Regions from separate parts of the Homo sapiens genome. Here all the other regions are linked to region 3. The links are chromatin contacts, found by Hi-C or POLR2A ChIA-PET in ENCODE. All regions are on one chromosome and are shown on one strand. Each heading gives the region's core, a stretch centred on a gene start or an enhancer-like site at or near the end of the contact. The rest is flanking DNA. Distances are from core to core; before and after follow the strand shown. Region 1 holds the start of SQSTM1 (sequestosome 1). Region 2 holds the start of MAML1 (mastermind like transcriptional coactivator 1). Region 3 holds the start of ZNF354A (zinc finger protein 354A). Region 4 holds the start of CNOT6 (CCR4-NOT transcription complex subunit 6).

What was found. A loop is a pair of places that touch in the nucleus more often than their neighbours do. ChIA-PET counts read pairs that join two places held with the same protein, here RNA polymerase II (POLR2A). Pooled maps may share reads with other maps.
Region 1: a loop to region 3 is called in a map with no recorded cell type, with 26 times the contacts of the local background. The contact joins the promoter of SQSTM1 here to the promoter of ZNF354A in region 3. A Hi-C loop is called at or near these places in 1 of 37 single-sample maps with no recorded cell type and 6 of 50 pooled maps. POLR2A ChIA-PET finds 5 or more read pairs at or near these places in 1 of 52 experiments (activated naive CD4-positive, alpha-beta T cell).
Region 2: a loop to region 3 is called in a pooled map, with 23 times the contacts of the local background. The contact joins the promoter of MAML1 here to the promoter of ZNF354A in region 3. A Hi-C loop is called at or near these places in 3 of 37 single-sample maps with no recorded cell type and 12 of 50 pooled maps. POLR2A ChIA-PET finds 5 or more read pairs at or near these places in 1 of 52 experiments (WTC11).
Region 4: a loop to region 3 is called in a map with no recorded cell type, with 13 times the contacts of the local background. The contact joins the promoter of CNOT6 here to the promoter of ZNF354A in region 3. A Hi-C loop is called at or near these places in 2 of 37 single-sample maps with no recorded cell type and 7 of 50 pooled maps. POLR2A ChIA-PET finds 5 or more read pairs at or near these places in 1 of 52 experiments (GM12878).

The regions. Positions count from the first base shown.
Region 1 is chr5:179,819,487-179,822,186 of GRCh38, reverse strand. SQSTM1 (sequestosome 1) reads right to left here and starts at 1,282. Exons shown (of 8, transcript NM_003900.5): 1 at 1,046-1,282. The coding sequence starts at 1,250. RefSeq lists silencers at 668-847, 858-1,117, 1,228-1,477 and enhancers at 1,071-1,780, 2,388-2,547, 2,301-2,700.
Region 2 is chr5:179,731,486-179,734,278 of GRCh38, reverse strand. It overlaps MAML1 (mastermind like transcriptional coactivator 1), which reads right to left and starts at 1,457. Exons shown (of 5, transcript NM_014757.5): 1 at 852-1,457. The coding sequence starts at 1,166. CANX (calnexin) reads right to left here. Exons shown (of 15, transcript NM_001746.4): 15 at 2,638-2,793. RefSeq lists silencers at 865-924, 1,165-1,364 and enhancers at 553-1,053, 1,815-1,914.
Region 3 is chr5:178,729,155-178,732,015 of GRCh38, reverse strand. It overlaps ZNF354A (zinc finger protein 354A), which reads left to right and starts at 1,357. Exons shown (of 5, transcript NM_005649.3): 1 at 1,357-1,460. RefSeq lists silencers at 1,178-1,517, 1,588-1,817.
Region 4 is chr5:180,492,867-180,495,699 of GRCh38, reverse strand. CNOT6 (CCR4-NOT transcription complex subunit 6) reads right to left here and starts at 1,321. Exons shown (of 12, transcript NM_001370472.1): 1 at 937-1,321. RefSeq lists silencers at 552-811, 842-941, 1,112-1,251, 1,382-1,581.

The DNA.
Region 1 (2,700 bases), core at 33-2,532, 1.1 Mb before region 3:
TTCTATTTACATGAAATGTCCAGGATTGCAAGATGAATAGATACAGAAAGGAGGTTGCTGGGGGCATGTGGATAAGAGGGTGATAAAAGGTATGTATGGCGTTTATAAGGTGATGAAAAGCTCTCACACTGAATATGGTCCACAAACCTATGAAAATAGTGAAAACCACTGACTTGTACACTAAATGGGTGAACCCTTATTTCAGTTACAGCTCAATAACATCACAATTTTTTTTTTTTTAAGAATAGGAGAGGGCCTGGTATGCTGGCAGCGCTCCAGAGGGAGGTCCTAGCACTGCACCCTCCCAGGGGCCGGCCTTGGCCACCTCCCGCCCTCCTGGCCACAACCACCTCCCTAACCCCACCCCCAGCAGCCACTGGTCACACCAGCGCAGCAGGAAACAGGGCTTCTGTGCCAACACCAACACTTCTGAAGAACGTTCTCGTCCACTTGCCAATGGGAAAACATCTGTACTCGACCTGGCTCGGAGCGTTCCGCCGGCGATCCGTGCCCTTCTCCCAGGCGCTGTCGCGGCGCTCGCGAGTCCCCCGCACCCCCGCGCTTGTTTACCCGCGTCACTCCCTCCCCTCGCCGGCGCTCGCCCGGCTCCTCCAGGGCATTATCTGAACCCACCACCTGGCGCAGCAAGGTGTCAGTGTAACCCGAGTGCCCGCCTGACCACCCAGTGCCCGCGGAGAGCCAGAGCGTTCGCCCCGGCGCGTCCTTGCCAAAATCCCCAACAGCGCGGGGGGTGGAGCGGGGCGTCTGACGCCCCCAGGCTCGAGCCCCCGGCCGGCAGGGCTCCACCGCCCCAGGGGGCCGACGCTGAGCAGCGGGTCCCGGCCTTGGTCACCACTCCAGTCACCAGGCCGGCTCCCATGGCCGAACTGGGGACCCATGCAGGCCACCGCCATCCAGGGAGCAGCCAGCGCAGACCCCCTCACGGCCCGCCAGGCGTCGCCGAGAAGGGAGGGGGCAGCCACCCCGCGGCAGGAGGCCGTGTCCGGCCTGCGTCACCGCCCCCGCCGCTCCCCGGCCCGCTCACCGCGGTAGTGCGCCTGGAAGCCGCCAGGCCGCAGCGCGGGGAACAGGGCGGCCACCCGGCTCAGCAGCCGCTCGCAGGGTCCCGGACCCGCCGCAGCCTCGGCTTCCGCCTCAGGCTCGGGGCTGCAGCAGAAGCTGAAGCGGCGAATCTCGCGCGCCGCGTCCTCCTTGCCCAGAAGGTAGGCCTTCACGGTGAGCGACGCCATAGCGAGCGGCGAGCTGGCGGAAAACGGGCCGTCCCGGTCGCAGCCGCCGCGCGGCTTTTGTAGCGAACGCGGAGGCCCCGCCCCGCCTCGAGAGGGGCGGAGTCTCTCGCGCCCTCCCCGCCCCCGCCACCGTCGTCGCGGCGCGAGAGCCGCCCTGCAGAGGCCCCTTCACTACTCTCCCCTTCCCCGCTACCCCTCGCTCCAGGTCTCCCGGCCCCCTCATTGCTGACCCCTCTCTTCATTGCCCCGGTGCACCAAGGACCCCAGGAAACCGGCCCTGGCACTCATACAGGCCTGGGCTCCAGCCTCTGCACCTGGGATCAGGGTACTGGCGGGGGTCCAGCCCCTCGCCCCTCCCAGGCTTGGGCCTGGCCATGACTCAGCAATATCCTCAGTTGGGGGTACCCAGTGCAGGGAGAGGGGGACACAGCCCCCATATCAGGAGGCTGCTAGGTCGCCCAGTGGGCACTGCTGGCCAGAACAAGCTGGCTCTCAGGTTGCTGTTCCGACCCTGCCATGGTCAGCCTGCCGCGGTGGCAGCCCTCTTACAGCGCATGGCATCCTCGGTGATGGGCAGCGCATAGCATACTCGGTGACGGACCCCGACTCTGGCCTGAGCACCAGAGAAGTTCCCAGTTTAGTAGGAGTGGAGTTGAGAGGTGCTGGAGGACCAGCTAAGGTCTCCTGAGTGTCAGTGGTCGCCAAGTGTTCACTGTGGTCCAAGTGACTCCTTATGGGCTCCTCAATTCAGCAGGTAATGCCCATGGCCCTGTGGGGGCTCAGGCCCGTTGGCCTTGTGGGCAGCCAAGGGGGTCAGCCAACAGCCTCCTCAGCTAGGAAGGAAGAAACACTGCTTTATGCCACCAGAGTAACCTGTCCGCCAGAACTGGGGCAAGGAGAGGGGCAGGACGAGTGGTCACCCTCTGGAGCCTCCCAGGCAAGGTCCTGTGAGTAGGAGGTCAGAACCTGCTGGGTCCAACTCATGCCATTTCAGCCCAGGGCTTGCAGGAGCTGGAGAAACCTCCCAGGGGAGGAAACCCAGAGGGAGGCAAGAGTGGCTGGATGGGGCCAGTCAGGTGCGAAGGTGATGTGTGGGTGTGCGCACAGCAGGGGCTGGTCCACAGGTGTGAATGATCCTTCCCGGAGGGCTCCGAAGTGGGCAAGGCTTCCACCCTGCCCAGAGCAGCCCTGTGGAGAGGGTTCAGGCCTCTCCCTGCATCCGGCGGTGGAGAGTGGAAAATGCCCCAGGGCCTGCTGGAGCCACTGCCTTGCAGACAGGGGCAGGGGACACAGAGGGGCGTGCTGGCAGAGGCTGTGGCCTACAGACAGGTGCTGGCCAAGCGTGACTCAGCAGCCCAGGCGCCTGAGAGCCACGTGGCCCCCGCCGAGGGCCGGCTTTCCTGCCCCAGCCCCCGGCTATGGCCCGGTCTGAGCAGGGTGAGGGACACAA
Region 2 (2,793 bases), core at 208-2,707, 1.0 Mb before region 3:
AGATAATAAAGGTATGAATTTAAAAATACACATAACAAATTAGATTTTAACATTGGTTTTAAACTAAAATCCCCAAGAAAACCACTGAAAAACCTTGTCTCTTTTGTAAATCTGTTTCAGGAAGAAAAACCTCTAACCAACAAATTTCAGGAACATTTACTGAGAGCCCAAAGGGAGTAATAATTGACCAACAATCTAACATCATCAGAGATTTTAAACAGGCCTGATAAATTAAAACTAGAATTGTCAACAATATTGCAGGAATCTCAAGTTCACAAAGTTCAGGCTACCTAAACAAGGAATACTTATATGCAACTCATTGAACATTTTACTAAGTTTTCCAAAAATTTCTTGATTTTCCATTCAGAGGAGTTTCAGTTGGTCAACCAAAGGCCGACTTATTTCCACATGAAAGCCCTGATCCTGCTCACAGCACAGGATCTTGTAAAGGGCAAGGACCCAATAAACATTTGCAGAATAAATGAGGCCAGGCCTACGGTGCAGGAACTCCCTCCATCACAGGCGACTCGAATGCTAGTCTATTTCGAATAAAGATCTCAACATCCCGGAATCAAGTCTGGAAGAAAAACCCTCCGGTTAGCGTTCGCCAGCCTTCCCAGGTCGGGCCTCCTGCAAGGCCCTCAAGGCGCTGTTTTCCCAAAGTAACGCCACCGTGCCACTTCCCAAAGATGACAACCTCTCAGCTCCCTGCCATGTTACCCTCTCTCCAGCCAGATCCAGGAGTCGCGGACGCCTGGGGAAGTCTCCCAGCGGCCCGATCCGCGTCAGAGGAAGCGTTTTCGGGAGAGGGGGCTGCCGCCACGACAAGCGCCTTCCCGCGCCCTACTCACCGTGGCCGGGCGGCCGTGCTCGGGGCCGTCAGCGGCGTCCAGGCGCGGGGCCGGGGCGGCGGGCGCCGGGGCCGTGGCGGCGGGCGGCTGCCTGTGCTTCCCGGCGCGCTTGGCCTTGGCCTGGATGCAGCGCTGGTGCAGGGCGAAGGTGTGTTGGCGCTCCAGCTCCAGGCGCTCGGGCGACACGGCCTCGTAGCGGGCCTCGCAGGTGCTGTGGTGGCGCCGGCACAGCTCGATGCGCCGGCGAAGGCGCTCCATGACCGCGCTGTGCCGCGGCAGCGCGAACTCCGCCATGGGGCAGGTGGGCAGCACCATGGGCCGCGGGCTGCACGGGCCGGGCCCGGGGCCGGGCCTCTCGGGGCCGGCTGGCACTGCGGGCTTCGCTCCCCGCGGCTACCCCTCTCCGCCTCACGGCCGCGCCATGCCCCCGAGGGCAGCGGAGCGGGCTCGCGCGCGGCGGCGGGTTTTCCTCCTGCCCCGCTCGGCCCGACCCCCAGCCGGCGCTTGCTGCCTACCTCAAGCCTCGGCCTCTCCCCACCGCCCCGGCCCCATTGTTTTCCGCGCTACCGCCGCGGCCGCCATCTTAAAATTGTTTTCGGGCCTCTCGGAAGAAGGCGGGGCCTCGGTAAGAGACCTTGTGCATCACGACTGATGAGCAGGGGCCCTGGCCAATCAGAGAAGGAAGAACCGGCCGCCCGAGGGCGTGGGGACGAGCACGCAAGAGGCGCGCTCGGGCGCCAGAGCGGTATTTAAAAGGAATTCTCAAGCGAAGGGCGGAGGGAAGCCCCTGGGCGGGCCTTAATCCTGGGGGCGGAGCTAAGCGTGACTGACAGGAGCCCGTCCAAGAGGCGGCTATTGGTTTCCTGCACAGCACCCGCTGAAGGCAGGCCCTTCCGGCTACCCCGAGAAAAGGGGAATCTGGCAGGCGAGTGCGGCGCAGCTGGCCAGTCCCTGTCGCCCGCCTGGCAGTACAGAGACCTTTTTTTTAAATTATTTTTTAAATTTCGACTTTGATAAACTCTAAGTAGCCACGCTATTTTAATGTCAGCCGTTTTACTTTGACCTTATTCCTTGTATCCAGCCCCATAATTGGTCAGAATCGTCTAGTGAGCTGGTAGTTTCCTCTTGCAACATTCCGAATCACTGGTAGTTTCCACCTATTTGTAAAAGCCCGAGCAAGTTTCAAAAGTGCAGTATTACTCACTACTTAAAAAAAAAGTCCAGAAGATGTGAGCAAAAGCATGCAAGAGTGCAGCTCCATTAGAGGGAACTGGAAATGCAAAGGACGACGTTTCACCACAACCACCGCCTTCCAGGCTCAAGCGATTCTCCTGCCTCAGCCTCTCCAGTAGCTGGGATTACAGGCATGCGCCACCACGCGCGGCTAATTTTGTATTTTTAGTAGAGACGGGGTGTCTCCATGTCGGTCAGGCTGGTCTCCCACTCCTGACCTCAGGTGATCCGCCCACCTCGGCCTGCCAAAGTACCGCGATTACAGGCGTGAGCCGCCGCGCCGGACCAAAAACAGTCCTTTAGGTAAAACTGAGTTACTCAACAAAACCAAACCAAGACAAATTATGCCCCATTATTAAAACTAATAGGCAAAGGGGAGTAGAGGGACTGGAGCAATCAAACAGTGTTAGTACTAAAACTAGATAGTGTGATGCCAAAGGATATCAGGAACTCTAGATATGGGCACTCTAATTGCTAAAAGGTTAAGCAGGAGGTGGCAGGAGGCTGCACATTGAGATACACCATCAGTAGTTCAAACATTCGTTACTCTAGCTTTTTACTAGGGCTCATGAGGTTTTATTTTAAAATCAAGAGAAAACAACAATCAAATATGTCTTCATACAAACGCAGCAGAAAAATACAAATCCTAATGTTTTAAATGGAGAAAGTGGGCCACCAAGGCAAAAGTGCCATAATGCAGTCCTGCTTT
Region 3 (2,861 bases), core at 108-2,607:
CAAAGGTTTCTGTATGTTGGTGCTGGAAGTATTGCTAATGATACAGCCAATTTTGCAAGCCTGGAAATTGTTTTCTCTCTTAAAAGCATTCATGTCATACATGCATATGGTAAAGCAAAATGTTGAAAAGTATATCAAGGTGTTAAATAGCAAGTGCAAGTATTATTCCAGCTCCCAGTACCCTCCTCAGAGGCAACTACTTTTTTTTTTTTTTTTTGAGATGGAGTCTCGCTCTGTCGCCCAGGCTGGAGTGCAGTGGCGCAATCTTGGCTTACTGTAACTTCCGTCTCCCGGTTCAAGCAATTCTCTGCCTCAGCCTCCTGAGTTGCTGGGACTACAGGCGCCCGCTACCACGCCCAGCTAATTTTTGTATTTTTAGTAGAGACGGGGTTTCACCATCTCGGCCAGGCTGGTCTTGAACTAACGTCGTGATCAACCCGCCTCGGCCTCCCAAAGTGCTGGGATTACAGACATGAGCCACCGCCCCCAGCCAATTAAACGTTTTTTTTAAAAAAATAAATGCAATGGAATGCAATGAAGCTATCAAAAATGCCACTGAGGGAGAATATTTATTGACAAATTCAAATGTTCAAGGCATATTCTTAAGTAGGGAAGCGCCAAACTTTCTAAATGGAGCCGGTGTTCTTTTTGTAACTGAGAAGATTTAGTTTAAAAAAAATATATATATATATACACACACACACACACACATATACATACATACATCCGTTGGCTTCACAGTAGCTGGCACCTCCCTCCCCTTTGCTTCAGGCACTTCCTGGGAGTCCTCGTCCATTCTCACCTCAGCGACGAAACCCCTCCACATACCCTGTTTCTCCTCACATTTATCCCCGAAAATGTTATATAATTATGTGTATGGCTTATTGTCTGCTCCCTACCCCCCAAAAAAATGTTCTCCAGGGCAGTGACGTTTCTTTCATTGATTGATACATGTGAAACCACTTGCAACCGTGCTTGGCACACAGCAGGTGCTCAGTGCCCCTCTGGTGAATAACTGAGGGGCACTAGGTCTGTTCTGGGCCGTTTTCCTGCCGCCCACGCCCTCCCTCCCGAAATTCCCACAGACACAGAGTTGCAAGTTACTGCCCTCAGCGAACCTCCCCTTATCTTCCCTATAACCAGGAACCTGGGGCCCTCCAGCTCACAGGGGCCCTCTTGTGGCATGTGGGCGCGTAACAGCTCAGCCGGGACCCCGCCTCAAACGCATGGAACTACACTTCCCCGAATGCAGGTGTCCTCTCGTGGACTCCATTTCCCAGCGGCCTCAGCGGCTGCCCCGCCCCTCCTGGTCCCCGGCGCGCCGCGGGGTGAGCGGCGCCGGGCCTGAGGTCGCCCAGACGCCGTCGGGGCGGAGCCGGGTCGCGAGGCTGCATCCCGGCCGGCGGTTCCGGAGCCTCGCGGCTGGGGAGGCGCGGCCCGGGACGCTCGAGCTTAGGGAGGTGAGCGTCGGCGGCAGGCCAAGCCGGTAGGAGGCGGCGCCCGGCACGGGGACTGCCTGCGGCTGCCGAGGCTCCGAAAGCCTTTGTGGGCGCTGGCGGGCACCCCCGCGTCTGTCACCGGCCCCCGCGCCGGGATCTGGACTCTCGCCCCCCCGCGGGGCGCTCCCTCGCCGTTGCTGGTGCACCCGCGTCCGGCTCGCCGTGGACGCCGGGCCTGGCGTTTCCTCCCGGGCCCGTCCTGCCCACTCCATGTGGGCCTCGCGGACTCGGGGCACCGGGACCCCGAGGGCAGGGCGGACGCAGCCGGGCCCCGGTTTCCGAGTCCGTCCCCAGGACGGCCACCCCTCCCGCCTCGGGACACCCAGCGCTTTCCTCTTCAGAGCTGGTGTTTGGCCGGGCGCGGTGGCTCACGCCTGTAATCCCAGCACTTTGGGAGGCCGAAGCGGGTGGATCACGAGGTCAGGAGATCGAGACCATCCTGACTAACACGGTGAAACCCCGTCTCTACTAAAAATACAAAAAAAATTAGCCGGGCGTAGTGGCGGGCGCCTGTAGTCCCAGCTACTTGTGAGGCCGAGGCAGGAGAATGGCGTGAACCCAGGAGGCGGAGCTTGCAGTGAGCCGAGATCAAGCCCTGCACTCCAGCCTGAGCGACAGAGCGAGACTCCGTCTCAAAAAAGAAACATCGTGTTAGAAATGGGATACATGGGGTCGGGCGTGGTGGCTCACGCCTGTAATCCTAGATTTTTGGGATGCCAAGGCGGGCAGATCACCTGAGATCAGGAGTTCGAGACCAGCCTGGGCAACACGGTGAAACCTCGTCTCTACTAAAAATACAAAAATGAGCCGGGCGCCTGTAGTCCCAGCTACTCGGGAGGCTGAGGCAGGAGAATGGCTTGAACCCGGGAGGCAGAGCTTGCAGTGAGCCGAGATCCTGCCACTGCGCTACTGCACTCCAGTCTGGCCAACAGAGCGAGACTCCGCCTCAAAAAAAAAAAAGCCGTTTTCCGTGGAGTCGGGAGATGATTCGTTGGCGGGAGAGAGAGGAACCGGCTGGGAAAGGCTTGAGGCGGAGGGAAGTCGTCCCGGGGCCGTCGTGGTGGGAGTCCCGGCCCGCCTCGCAGCGGCGTGAACGGGGCAGGTGCCCCGGCGCTGCCTCAGTTTCCTGAGCGGTGCAGTGGGTGCTGGCAGTGCCAGCTGGCGCCGAGGAACTCAGCGGCGTGGGGCGAGCCCTGGCCCTGGTGGGCTCAGCGGGTCGCTGCTGCCACTGCGGCTCCAGCGTCCCCTCCGTAAGCCCCAAGCCTGTGGGGCCTGGGCCTGGCCGGGCGGCCCAGCGCTGCTCTGGTCCGCGGGCTCCTGGCTCCTCCCGAATCCCTGTGAGGGCGCGCGGGGTCCTTCTCA
Region 4 (2,833 bases), core at 72-2,571, 1.8 Mb before region 3:
AGATACAAGTAGGCAAGAAGATTCAGCACTAACAATGAGACAATCCACCTGGAAAACAGGTAAGTATGGGAACTCAAATTGAAGCAGATTATCTAAAACACATCAGCTTACACAGTAACAACAAATCCAAAGAGCTCGAGCGAGATGACCATTCACAACGCTGTCAATGGCAACAACAGTTAAAAACAGAAGGCCACAGGTGTTGGTTAGCAGGCTCTTCGGGGAAGGTGAAGGAGGTAAAGAATCAAAGGAAGTTTCCAAAGAAAATAGCGATTAGTGCTGAAAAACAAAAAGGAGGGATGCAATTTGGGTTACCAGAGAAAACTGCTTGTAGAAACCAGTACAATCTCCGAATCCTTCGCAATACTATAAAATAAGCATCCTCATTGCATGCCAAGTGCTTCTTTAACCTGTAATCCACCCCGTCCTCTCCCTCAAAATCTGCGTTAAACTGAATTTTAAAAACATTTTAGGGGAGGGGGTAAGCAGTTGGTTTCCCGCTTGACAGTAATTGTGGCCACGGAGCGCGAAGCTCCACACTCCACACAGCGCGCCACCCACAGAGGCGCTTCTCAAAAGTTGCCACCCATCTTGGCCACGAGTCCCGGGACACGGACTCGCCTCCTCCGACGACGGCAGCCGGGACCGGCCGGGATCCGGGAGCCCAGCGCCGACCCTCTCCCCTCTGCGCGCCGCCGCCGCCGCCGTCAATCAACGCCCCCCTCCCAGGGACTCGGCCCGGGGGCGCGGCCCGGGGCGGGGCGCGATCGCGGCGCGTCGAAGGGGCCCCCAACAGCCGCCAGCTTGCGGAGCAGCGGGACCGCCGCCCACGAAACGAAAGTTGCCCGCGACCGAGCCCGGCCGACGGGGGGCGGTCCGTGCGCGGCCGGAGAGAGGAGCGGCGCCCCGACCGGGCCTCCGGCCTGCCTCGCTCACCTCTCGGGGTGCGCCGCCTTCCTCCGCCGCTGCCGCCTCCTCCTCCCTGTGAGTGCAGCGGGGTCTGCCCTGTGGAACCACCATACCAGTCCCGCCCGCTGCTGCAGCGCCGCCACCGCCGCCGCTCCTCTGCCGCCTTAGTCGCTGCTCTTTGTTCCCCCTCCGAGAGCCACTGCTTCGGCTGCCCGCCTCAGCCGCCCCGACGGGCCGCCACTACGCCCTCCCGCCCTCTCGGCCCCCGGCCTCGCCCTCCTCGCTGCGCCCGCCGCTGCCTTCGCCTCCGCGCCGCCGTCGCCGCCGCCACCGACGCCGCCGCCTCCTCCTCCGCGCCCCCCTCGTTTTCATTGAAAGCAAACAAGCATCATGGCGGCGGCCGCCGTCCCTCAGCCAGCGAGCGCCCGGACCGCCGCCGGCGCTCCAACATCCTGGCCGCTCATTGGGCGCCGTCGCCGGGCACAACCATCCGCCCTTCGGTGCGGGGGTCGCTCCCGGCACGCAGCTGCCCAGGCCCCGCCCCCTTACCCCCGCGCTGGAGAGCGGTGGACCGGCCCGGCGCGCTGCGGGCCCTGCCTCCCTGCCTGCCGCCCTCCATCCCTTCCTCTCCGTCCATCCTTCGTCTCCTTCTGTTCCCGCTCTCCTCGCTCCTTTCCTGCCTTGGCACTTCTGTTTTCTCCTCTCCTTAGCGCTCCTCCATTTTTCATCTACTTCTTTTTCCGCCCCAGGTTGTCCACTTTTTTTTTGTTTTTTGAGACGGTGTCTTGCTCTTTCACCCAGGCCAGAGTGCAGTGGGGCGATCTTGGCTCACTGCAAGCTCCGCCTCCCGGGTTCACACCATTCTCCTGCCTCAGCCTCCCGAGTAGCTGGGACTACAGGCGCCCGCCACCGCGCCCGGCTCATTTTTTGTATTTTTAGTAGAGACGGGGTTTCACCGTGTTAGCCAGGATGGTCTCCATCTCCTGACCTCGTGATCCGCCCACCTCCGCCTCCCAAAGTGCTGGGATGGCAGGCGTGAGCCACCGCGCCCGGCTGGGTTGTCCACTTTTATCTCCTCTTTTCCTTGATCGTCCTCCCCTTTTTTTCTCCTCTTCCTTTTCCTTAAGCCTTCGCCTGTCAATCACGTCGAAACACAGTATTTGACCGGAGCCAGTATCTTGATCTGCCTAAAGACAAGACATTCAATCGTGAACAGTCGAATATTATTCCTTCCTCAATTATACAAAGAAGAGTAAGTTAACATACCACTTCAGCCTATTAATGGTAATTCATTCCATTACATTAATGGACAGTTTTGGTGCTGGGGTCCTAGCCTGGGTAACGGACAGCAGCTGCTGTGCTCCAAGATCAAAAGGTGTTCAGGGCAAACTCTGGTGTTTGAAGGTCAGCAGAGAAATGACTGGGCTGATTCATGATGCTTACATCAAGAAATATTAGTTGACTGATGGTCAGGGCACAGAGATGAATCAGACCCCACCCAGCCCTGAGTAAGCTCACAGTCTAGGGGCAAGAATAACACCCAACAGACTTAATATTGGAGGTATATTGGTCGGGCGCGGTGGCTCACGCCTGTAATCCCAGCACTTTGGGAGGCCGAGGGGGGCAGATCACCTGAGGTCCGGAGTTGGAAAACAGCCTGACCAACATGGCGAAACTTCGTCCCTACTAAAAGTACAAAAAATTAGCCAGGTCTGGTGGCTTGCACCTGTAATCCCAGCTACTCGGGAGGCTGAGGCAGGCAGGAGAATCATTTGAACCTGGGAGGCGGAGGTTGTAGTAAGCGGAGATCGCACCATTGCACTCAGGCCTGGGCAGCAAGAGCGAAACCCTGTCTCAAAAAAAAAAAAAAAATTTGAGCTATATGTTGAAGGCGTGAAGGAAAAGGAAAGCTGCCTGCCCACCT